Regions from separate parts of the Homo sapiens genome. Here region 2 is linked to region 1. A link is a contact called in ENCODE Hi-C or POLR2A ChIA-PET data. All regions are on one chromosome and are shown on one strand. Each heading gives the region's core, a stretch centred on a gene start or an enhancer-like site at or near the end of the contact. The rest is flanking DNA. Distances are from core to core; before and after follow the strand shown. Region 1 has its middle 26 kb from the start of COBLL1. Region 2 overlaps SLC38A11 (solute carrier family 38 member 11).

Evidence for each region. A loop is a pair of places that touch in the nucleus more often than their neighbours do. ChIA-PET counts read pairs that join two places held with the same protein, here RNA polymerase II (POLR2A). Pooled maps may share reads with other maps.
Region 2: a map of B cell shows a loop between it and region 1 (4-fold over the local background). The contact joins two enhancer-like sites. A Hi-C loop is called at or near these places in 3 of 168 maps with a recorded cell type or tissue (B cell, Calu3 and HepG2) and 3 of 50 pooled maps. POLR2A ChIA-PET finds 5 or more read pairs at or near these places in 7 of 52 experiments (Caco-2, HepG2, MCF 10A and 4 more).

What each region holds. Positions count from the first base shown.
Region 1 is chr2:164,865,156-164,870,550 of GRCh38, reverse strand. No RefSeq gene overlaps it. Among named protein-coding and RNA genes, the nearest start is that of COBLL1, 26 kb to the right of the region's middle. Within about 2 kb of position 3,975, at least 2 of the 41 ENCODE cell types and tissues checked have a DNase peak (open chromatin) inside an H3K27ac peak, as active enhancers do; they include B cell, where a contact is called at or near this core.
Region 2 is chr2:164,905,643-164,911,605 of GRCh38, reverse strand. SLC38A11 (solute carrier family 38 member 11) reads left to right here. Exons shown (of 12, transcript NM_001351537.2): 11 at 2,835-2,966. Among named protein-coding and RNA genes, the nearest start is that of SLC38A11, 47 kb to the left of the region's middle. Within about 2 kb of position 1,390, at least 6 of the 41 ENCODE cell types and tissues checked have a DNase peak (open chromatin) inside an H3K27ac peak, as active enhancers do; they include B cell, where a contact is called at or near this core.

The DNA.
Region 1 (5,395 bases), core at 2,726-5,225:
ACCCTCCTCTGCCTCCCAAAGTGCTGGGATTACAGGCATGAGCCACCGTGCCTGGCCTGGTTTTTTCTTTAAAAAATCACAGCACCAAGATCAGAGAAGTGTGGGATATGGATGGGATTCCAATTAGTGCTATTCCAATTAGCGTCTATTCCAATTAGTGCTATTGATCTTTGCCTACATGCCAGAGTCTGTGCTAAGACCCTTCATGAACAATTATAACATTTAATTCTCCCCTGAACATGGTGGGATAGGCATGGAAATCCCAGCTTCACAAATGATGAAATTTCAGGATTATGAGACTTTTTGATATTTTGTCCAGAAGCTTAGTAGCAAAACAAATTGCTGTTACCATCTTACATTGAGACTCAAGGAGAAGCTAGTGTATGATGAAATTTTTAACATTTATCATGAATGGGTTAATGCATTTATAAATTAGGCTGACATTAGCAAAATAACTTGTGTTTGAATAAAATAGAACTTTGGCTGGGCGGTGGCAATGGAATAGGTTGTAGACCTTTATTTATATACTGTATAACTATTTATTAAGGCAAATATTACTTGTAACTACAAACAATGTAAGTATAAGAAAATGGTAGGAAGACTTTAATTAGATTTCTTTGAAATCTGTCAATATTCACTTATTTTAATTTGATTCTGGGTCTCCATGATGCTATGGCAGGAATCAATAATGATTATTATTATAGCAAACATGTATATTGTACTTACTACATGCCATATACATCCTACATGTTCATTCATTTAGTACTCACAACAATAATTTGATTTTTGGGTTATTATTATTCCCATTTTAGAGATGAGAAAATTACAGCACAGAGAGGTTCAGGAATCTTCCAAATTTACACAGGTAGCAAGTGACACATAACCCAGTCTTCCTCCTGAACAGAAGCCCTTTAACCCTACTCTATATGTCATATAACTTGGACTCCTTATAGTTTAGTTCAATGACCTATGAGGTAATGTGTGATTTTCATAGTTGTGCTTTGGCACTGCAGTTCCAAATTGCTAGTCCTGAACTTAGAATTGGAGAACCAAATTACTTTCAATTAAATTCAACACATATTTATTGAGTGTCTGTCATTTACCAGAAAATCTTCTGAATGCTAAGGATTGATCAGGTACCTCTGTGCCACTGAAATGGCAGAAGATAGAGAAACAAAAGCAAACACAAACAAAGAAAAACTTTTGCCTGGATTCTCCATGAAGCAGAGTCTACGACAAAGGCTTAATTAAGTGAAAGTGGTTAATTTAGAAGTATGATCTCAGTAAACGGGAGTTAGGGACAGGGGAGTGAAAGAAAAAACATGACAGAAACAATCAATGGATGTAATAAGCCAGCCACCCCTCTGGTTGACTAGATGTTCTATCCCCTGGGACACTTTGTGAAAAGCCTTCCTGGTTACCTGTCTGAACTCATCTGCGCCTTTCTTGTTCCAAGCAGACACATTTCCTACCTTTAAGCCTTTGAACTTGTGATTTTTCTCTGCCTAAAATGGTCTCCCTCCAGATACAGGATGATTAACTCCTTTCATTTCTTAAGATTTTTCTCAAAAGTCATGTTCTCAGTGAGGTCTTTACCCCATCGAGAATAGCACAACTCCCCCCAACACTTCCAATTGCCCTTCCCTCCTATATTCTTCAACTTGGCATTTATCACTTTCTAATACTTTCCTTAACTCTATTGCTTATTGCTTGCCTCTGCCACTAGCATGCAAACACCTGAAACTGTGCCAAGCACATAAAATCTGCTCAGTAAGATTTTGCTGAGTGAAAAAATAAACAAACAGTTTCAGAGGCATCCATATGTCTCTAGGGTAGCTATGACAATTACAGCAAAGATGTGAAAAAGTAAAACATTCAGCTTTTGACAACCAAATGTAATTTTTGAGTTCACCGATAGTCAATAAGCTTCTGTATCAGAATGTTTTGAAACAAAACATTTTCTAAGTTTATTTCTGATTAATATATTAAGAACAATGCCAAACAAATTGAATGGCAGGGTTTCATTACAGACCACAGAGAAAAGGAAACCCATGATCTCACATCAGCAAGTTATTTCAAAGAGGAATAAGGAGCAGAAAGTCTTTCCCTTTCAGGAGAGGTGATATTGGGAAGTAAAAACAGAGGCAGAGAAAACAGCCTTTCAGACATATCTTATATTCTGCCTATACTCCTCAGGGTTAAAATCATGGGAGGATGGAATACTAGGTGGAGAAAGGAGCCAAAAATGGAAAATATTTGTCCCATGTTCCACTTGGTATCCTGGGAGTAGGTTGCTATGAAATAAACTTCACACTGATACAGGGAGAGAAAGGAGGATTATAACAGTGGGGAGGCAGTGAAGGGATGTGGTTAAACACAGTGGGGAGGCAGTGAAGGGATGTGATTCCTCCTCCAGCAGTATTTGTGACTCCACAAAGACTACACATAGCATAAAAGGGACCCAAAAATTCCTGTCCATAACAAGCAGGCACTACTAGTATTTCAAAAACTAGTTGGGTGCTCACCCAACATGGTTGCAAGAGGAGGTCAAAGTCCTCCTATAGCTAAAGATTTCCAAAAGGGCACCCAAACTTGGGAGCAAGGGGGAGACACACCAGAACAAATGCAGGATCTGTAGTGCAAACTAGGATTAAGTAAGATAGGACGTAGTTATGGAAAAACAATTAGGTTCTGACTTAAGATGAACATACCGCAATTTCCTAGCCATAGATTTCATTCATACACACCAGCAAAACACTCAAGAACCGAACTAGAGTGAGCACAAGTTAATAGACATCAACAGTTGCAAATCCATGAGCTGGATCTGCATGAAGACCATCATGAGGCACTCTCTCCTCCAATGAGAATCTTATGCTTCCCATCGAGTTGCCCTCTTATAAGGGAGGCAGGCACAGGACAAAGTCCTAATAACGAGTTGAATTTGGAATTGACTAAATGTTTACCCAATCAGGTTGTCTTAACTAGAAAAACTGTCTAAACTTAAGAAATTGATATACCTTGAATTGGCAAATTGAAATTTTAACCCTTACCCCAATTACCCCCTGTATTAAGTCAGGGTTCTCTAGAGGAACAGAACTCATGGAATACATATATATAATATATATTATAACAATGGGGAGGCAGTGAAGGGATGTGGTGTGTGTGTGTGTGTGTATGTATGTGTGTGTGTATATATATATATATATATATATATATCTCCTTTACATACATATAAAGGAGAGTTTATTAAGTATTAACTCACATGATCACAAGATCCCTTAATAGGCCATATGCAGGCTGAGTAGCAAGGAGAGCCAGTCTGAGCTCCAAAACTGCAGAATTTGGAGTCCATTGTTTGAAGGCAGGAAGCATCCAGCACAGGAGAAAGATTTAGGCTGGGAGGCTAGGCCAGTCTCTCCTTTTCACATTTTTCTGCCTGCTTATATTCTAGCTACACTGGCAGCTGATTAGATTGTGGCCACCCAGATTAAGGGTGACTCTGTCTTCCCCAGCCCACTGACTCAAATGTTAATCTCCTTTGGCAACACCCTCACAGACACACCCAGGATCAATACTTTGCATCCTTCAATCCAATCAAGTTGACACTCAGTATTAACCATCACAAGTCCACCACTTGTCAACCCATACACACCTCCTGAGATCATACATAATCTTCAAATAAAGACAATAATAAGGTCATAATTATGCCTAACATAATACAACTATCTTTGTACAACTGGAAACGCACCAATCCCCAACACAAATACTATTACATAAAGTTAACAATACTCAAATGCTGATGTGAAGTCAATAAATCTTATGTCCCATGACAAAGGAGAAAGGAAGTAAAATGAAGATATTTTCTTAGTACAAGTGTATACATGCAAACATGTTTTTAACAAAAGAAGGAGGAAATACTCATGACAGTTACAGTTCCCGTTTCTGCAGCTGGTCATGAGGTTGTAGCTGGTTTTGATGACTACCTTCTTCCACTACCCATTCTGTATTCCCTTTGCCTTAAGCAAGCACCTTAGCAGGTCATGTTTCTTTCTTGAAGGGTCTGGGTCATCTGTAGTCCTGACTGGATTGGGCTGTTGTAGTTTCCCATTGACCTTAATCACAGGGCATGGTAATACTAAGAGACACCCTAATGGATCTCCTGTATTCCATGCAGACTCTTCCTTACCTCCATTGTAGAGTAGTAGACTGATTTCATCTTGATAGTCTGGGTCAATCACCCCTGCCAACATTGTAATCCCCTGCTTAGCCTATTGACTTCAAGGTAGAAGGAGCCAAAAGTGTCCAGGTGGCAGTCTTAACTTCCAATTTAATGGAATCGTAATTGTGTCTCCTGGTGGCAGCATTCCTCCCCCTGGAACTAAGACCTCTAGACCAGCAGAACATAATGTCACGGGAACAGGAAGCAAAAATTTTGCTAGTGGATCACTAGGGTTGATGGTGAGTGGTGCCACTTTCAGTCCCCCACTGACTGAATTATCAAAAAAATTGGATTAGTTATAGATAAATAAAAATCCACACATTCTTTACACATCTGTATAATGAGTGAATTTTCTACCCTACAACTATAGCATATACATTGCCACTAAATCTAGCATAAACAATTATAGATTAAAGTACTATGATCCATTCCAGATCAAGCTAACTAATCGAGTCCTCATGTGCTACTCACATTGATTAATACAGAAACAGAACAATTTCTACTAGAGTCTACTAGTCTGAGAAAAGATATATAGACAGGAAAAATAAGCTTTTATAGTGACTGAAATGTTGGCTGTCAACATACTCAGGTGTATATTAAATACGAAAACATAAATGTAGGAAAAAATATACACATAGCCTACTTTCTTCTTCCATGGTTCCAGATAAATTTAGGACAGACTTTTCTCCATATTAATCATTCAGTCAACCAATACTCAAGGTGGGAACTGATACCCTGAAGCATTTCCATGTGACTTTAGGTAAAAAGAATGAATCAGGACATCTCTTAATAAATGTAATACTTCTGAATGCAAATGTAATACTTCTTCCTTTAATTTAATGTTAATTTTTTTCTTTAACTGCATGTTCGTCTGGGAAAGACTAGTTCCATATAATCTATAACAGGATCTCAGTTTTTGCATTGGTCATGTAATAAAGGAATTTAGTACAGCTGTTGGTGAATCTAATTACTATTTTTGAAATAAAAATAAGGAGTTATATCCTGTTGTTGTTTTTGTTTGACAGTCACTGATAGAGTTTCCCGGCTGAGCAATTAAGCTAATGCCATAGCAATTACTTAGATTAAAAGTTGGAGTATAAGACTCACTGGGAAAGATGGTCATGAAGACCTATTAACTAATCAAAAACAACTACTCTATCCATCTTACAAAAATTC
Region 2 (5,963 bases), core at 141-2,640, 44 kb before region 1:
CAGGTGATCTCTCTGCCACATTTAATTTAGGAAGATTTATAAATAATACAGTTTGGCAAATTCCCAAGGGCATGACAAATGGTATAATTTGTAAAATTTTCTTTTTTGACTCTAAAATGTCAGAGTTTAAAGATGAATTTATATTCAGATGTTTACAAGACAATTTTTCAAAAGTTCGGTTTGAAAATTAGGTTTGGTAGATTTGGCTTATATTTCTGTGAGCACAAATATTTATACAACTGCATTCCAAAGTGACTGCCAGCCTTTTGCGACAGCCAAACTAAAGTTGTTGCTTTTAAGGCATTCTTACAAAGAAATTAAGTATCAAGGTTTAAAACATGTTTTACAAAACTGTCTTTTTGCTTAGATGTTTTATCAGTCAACATGTATTAAAGGCACTGTAGAATCTACAGATTCTAACTGGTTTTGTTATTTTTTAAAAACTAAAATATCTTATATTCCATGGAGAACCAAAATTCAACTGAAACTTTTAGTTTTACAGATACATTTTATTTATGTATTTATACATGTAGACGTGTATATTTACAACTATACATAACATAAACTAATAATATAAATAATAACAAATATATAGGATATTATTTACATATAAATATATTGTATTGTCAAAGTCAGCTCTAAATTGGGTTATATATTCCACTTGTATTTGTAGAGAAATATTATCTGAAAGAGAATTCATTCTTTTGGTGTAAAATTGGATAACATGGCCTGTCAGGAATCCCTTATGCTGTCAGCTAAAAATCCACTGTACCAGTCGGCAGTAAAACATGATCTTGCTTCACAGTGGGTCTTTCAGGGACCACACTGAAAAGGGCTCAGTCATAGGATCTGTTCCTAGAGGCTGTTTATACAGTGCACCATGTGAAAGGGTCTAATGAGATAAGTGAAATATCTACAGAGCTTTAAATACACTAAATAATCAGCAGGCTTCTTGAGGCAAGCCAGGGCTTACTTTAAGTCAGTCCCAGGGATAAGGAACTGACTGCACGGGGAAACAGAAGAGGGAAATGTTTAGCACTGTGTATGTCCTTTACAACTAGCACTTCTCTCCCTCACACATGTATAACTCACAGGCCAGTTCTCTACCTTGACTATAAAGGAGAAATAGACTGAACTAATTTTTTTTTAAATTTAAGAGCCTTTCGAAACTTTACTAGCTATTGTCAGATGCAGGACATGGTATTATTTTAGCTTCTGCTCAGTACGTAGGTTCAAATCTAATCTCTAGATCAGCAAGTAAGAACAGATGGTGCATTCTCACGTGGTTGCTAGTAAACTGCCTGCCTGCAGACGATCTGAGTCACTTCACCTGCACAACTTCTGTGTTTAGTACTTGAAACTTGAGTTTCCTTTCTAGCTGCTGTGGCAGGAAGATAGAACTGAATCAAGATCTCTGCCACAATAGCAAATACTCAGCAGAAGAATGGTGTCTATAACTTTCCCTTCTCTTACTCTTCATTCTGCACACACACACAGGTACACACACAAATGTATGACTGACAAAAATATAATCAAACTGTTTCAATTCATAAAAGCACTAAAAAGGCTGTCTACCCTTAACAAATATCTCTTACTACCTGCCTCACTAAGTGATTTTTCACTCTCACAATTATATCATAGAGGCATCTGTAAGAATGGATCTTAAATAAGATAATACTTGGAGAGACATTACAACTTATGTTATTAATATCACCATTAAATTATTAGCAAAGTCATGGCAGTATGTGACACATGGGAGATGTTGCATATCCAGGCAGCACAGCTTAGAGAGATGGCTTCTTTATGATACCTCAATATCTGACCTTCTGTTATTTCCAACTCTTTGTCTCACTGTTCTTTTGCACAGGGTCACTACTTATTCAGACTATCTTCTCTTTATCCTCCATAGGTATTGTTCCTGTTATTACCTCTTTGCTCTTTTTCACGCTCTTGTCTCAGCCTATAATTCTGCTCCAAATCCTGTGCATGTTTCAAGCCCTACCTCAAACCAAGGTAGGTCAAGCATATTTCAGGGATGCTGTAAAGGAGATTACTGTAAGGAGACGGCTCTAGATACCTAAAGCTCCTTCTAGTCCTAAATTCTCCTTGATCTTTTTTGTCCTGTTATAAATTGATCTCTACTTGCTTTTTTAAGTTTCGTTGTATGCCTCCAAAAATTAATTCCTGAGAATAGGAATCATTTCCCTGACATTTTATCTTTGCAAACCATATCATAATATGGGACACATTAAGTCAGTAATTTTTTATTGCTTTCCTGATCTGAGTAGTCATGAAAAATGGTGATGAACTCTTGCCCATTTTTGTTGAGGAAAGGCAAGATAAAATAGACTTAAATTATAACAAATAGGAATTAGTTAATGCAGAATTAATTTCCTGTTAGTAAAGGATATTACACATCCAGTATTAATAAGGGAAATGTGACAGCTACTTCTTAGAGGCCATGCAAATAATCTAAATAGCATGTTTAGTTTGTTTTAGTAGTAACCTATTGGACTCAAGAAAGAAGGATAAGATAACTTTCCAAAGTCTCTCCTGTACTTGAAAGATACATGTATTGAAACATCGGTATGCCACACTATAGGTCTGTAATATAATCCACTGACTAATAGTTCAACAAAGAATACTTGTTATTGATATGTGTGTCTGTATGTAAGTAATTTGGAAAATATAGAACATTCCTAGTGACTTAAGATTTGATTAATAGCCTTGTTGGTAGTATTTTATATATTCCTAAATACTATTGTAAAATACTCCCTCAATAAATCCTGCATGCCTTTAAAAGTCCCTCTCAAAATAATCTGTTTATTCGGCAGGTAATTGCCAATGTGTTTTTTGGTGGGAATCTTTCATCGGTTTTCCACATTGTTGTAACAGTGATGGTCATCACTGTAGCCACGCTTGTGTCATTGCTGATTGATTGCCTCGGGATAGTTCTAGAACTCAATGTGAGTACGTGCAAAGATTTACCCCTTCACTCTAAAATTCTCTTTAAAAGATAATGATTACATTTAACATAAGATGTATTTTCCTTAACAAAAGTGTCACTTTTGAAGTGGAATCAAAATATGTTTGTAATAGTAAATATTTTCAATGATGATTCTGTGCACTTTGTGGGACTATATAGTTTTAAAGTAGTGGTTGTTTAGAGACATATGGGGTCGTCACAACTGGGTAGGCAGTGCTGTTGGCCTCTAGTGGATAGAGGCCAGGGATATACATCCCACAATGTGCAGGTCTCTCACAGCAAAAAATTATCTGATCCAAAATGTCAATTGTGCTGAGGTTGAGAAACCCTGGTTTAGAGTACTTTTGCATATCTCATTTACTATAACACATAAATGTTACTAAAAATAGCTATAAATTAAGTGGATTTGGACTTTGCTGAATAATAATATATCTAGTGAAATTTATGAGAAATATGAAAGGATTCAAGTTATATCCATTCACTTGCTATGACAAAATTTCTTTTTCTTTAAATATTTTTCTTTCTCCAGATCTTTCTTTTATAGTCTGCACTGCCATCAACCAAATAGAAGTCCTCATAATATCACAGTTGAATTAATCCCAGCTCTGTTTCAACTATCATGTATTTAAGTTCTGCTTTCAGTTTATCGGCATTTTCCTACCAGAGCAAGTATAAATTCCGTTGCTTCTACCATCTTGTCTTCTGTGTAAAACTATTTCCCATTTACTTCCCAAAATTTATGTTCAGCTCTAGTCAATCTAATTTTTTGGCCTGTGAATAAGCCATATCAATTCTTTCCATTATTCTTTGTCCTATCTGCTTTTTATTTCCGATAATGATTATTTTTCTTTCATTTCTGTCCAAATTTTACAAAAACTTTAAGATCCAGTGCAACTTCTAATTCCTTTATTCACATTCACTGATCATATATTTATTGAGTAATTACTATGTGCCACACAATAGAATATAAGGATGAATGCAATAAGAAAGGACCTGTGCATTCTCACAAATAAACATAAAAGTTCAACTGCAATATAGGTGATGAAGACAGAGGAGGCCAGGAACGGTGGCTCACACTGTAATCTCAGCATTTTTGGAGGCCAAAGTGGATGGATTGCTTGAGCCCAGGAGTTGGAGACCAGCCTGGGCAACACAGTGAAACCCCGTCTCTACAAAAAATTAGCCGGGTTTGGTGGCATGTGCCTGTAGTCCCAGCTACTTGAGAGGCTGAGGTGAGAGGATTGCTTGAGCCCAGGAGGTAGAGGTTTCAGTGAGCTGAGATGGCACCACTGCACTCCAGCCTGGGCAACAGAGTGAGACCCGGTCTCAAAAAAAAAAAAAAAAAAAAAGAGAAAAGAAGACAGAGGGAAATGGATGGATTCCCAAAACACATTTTTCAGAAAAGATTGGCATAATTTGGTGACACAGATTCCATTGGGAAGACAGGGGGCAGAATGACTTCTTGGTTGTATTTTGTGGAACTAGAATAATGATGTCATTTGCTAAGACAGGAATGGAAGTTGTTCTACCACTACAAAGTGGCTAATCTTCTACAATCCTTACAGAATTTCTCATCAGAATCACCCACCAGTTAGCACTTATTGGTCATGCACCACAGGGAGGGCAAACCCATACAGATGGGATCCCAAGTCATCATTTACTCGTTTCATTGAGAATTGAGGCATAGGTGAAGGTATTATTGTCAGTGCCCAAGTTACTATGTCATCCAGAGGCCATTTTGATTTGAAATTCCATACAAAGGCAGGAGGGAATTCAGTCAGGGACCCTACTGGGGACTTTCTTGTAAATGGAAAGTGGGGAGTAAGCAGTTTCCAAAACCTCAGGAGACTGGTAATTGTCTATTCTACCAACAGTGGAAGGAAAGCTCATAGGAAAGTAAGCAAGTGTCAAAGGTAACTTTTACCTTCTTCCCAGTTTTGCATAGGCCAAACACTAGTAGGGCCACTAAAAATCATTTCGCATACCAATCTTGATTTGTGTAGATGGATCACTACTACATTAATGCGCTGACTTAATTTATGTATTATCTCGTGTCATGTATTGTTGAAGCTGTCCATAAGCTTGCCTTACCTAACAATTGGTAAGCTCTTTGAAGACAAAAATACTTAACCACCTCCTCCCTCCTCCATAGTATTTGGCACAGGGCTAAGGACACAGTGCTGAAATTATTGCATGGGTGATTGCACCTTGGGACTACAGTTCAGGATCTATTTCTATAAATATTCTTAGACACAAGATGCTTTCTTTAATGTAGTACCAGGAAATGAAATGTTATAAAAAATGGTTGCTGTTGACAGTAGTAGTAATCTTTCACCTATGCTGTGGAGATAATCAACATAATGATTTCCAAGCCCTGTTTTTTCCTGTTTTATGAAATATCTTGTTTGAGTCCACAAATTTGTTTGTTGATATTTTAGGATTTTGTTGTAAGACAAAATATATTTATTATCTGCCTGAACATTCACTACATAGTGATAGCCCAACAAATTTTTTTTTGTTTTCAAGTTAATCAAGTGCACACATATTGCTCATTTTTCAGGAATGAGTTTTTTTTGTAAATCTAGCCATTACTTTCTGTAAAGTTAATTGCTAATCTCCATGGCATTTGCACAACAAAATTGTAGGCATATAATCATATTAAATATTCTCTATTATACTTATATTGAAAACTGTTTTGGTTAATACAGAATTCTGGTATTAAAGAATAATCATAGAAGAATACATTGTGAATATCTATTTTAAAGTCAAGATCTGAGCTGGCCCTGGAGGACTATTTTTAAAATTTAAAATATGATTCAAGATCTTTAGATTTTTTTAAAACCTGATTATATAGACATACATTAAAAATTAGAGTGCTAAATTGTCTGTTATGACCTAATAGCCCAAGACAATTATGCTAGTTTTAAAGCACTTTGTAAGAATTAATAAAATCTAGGATCTCCATTCTCAGACCACC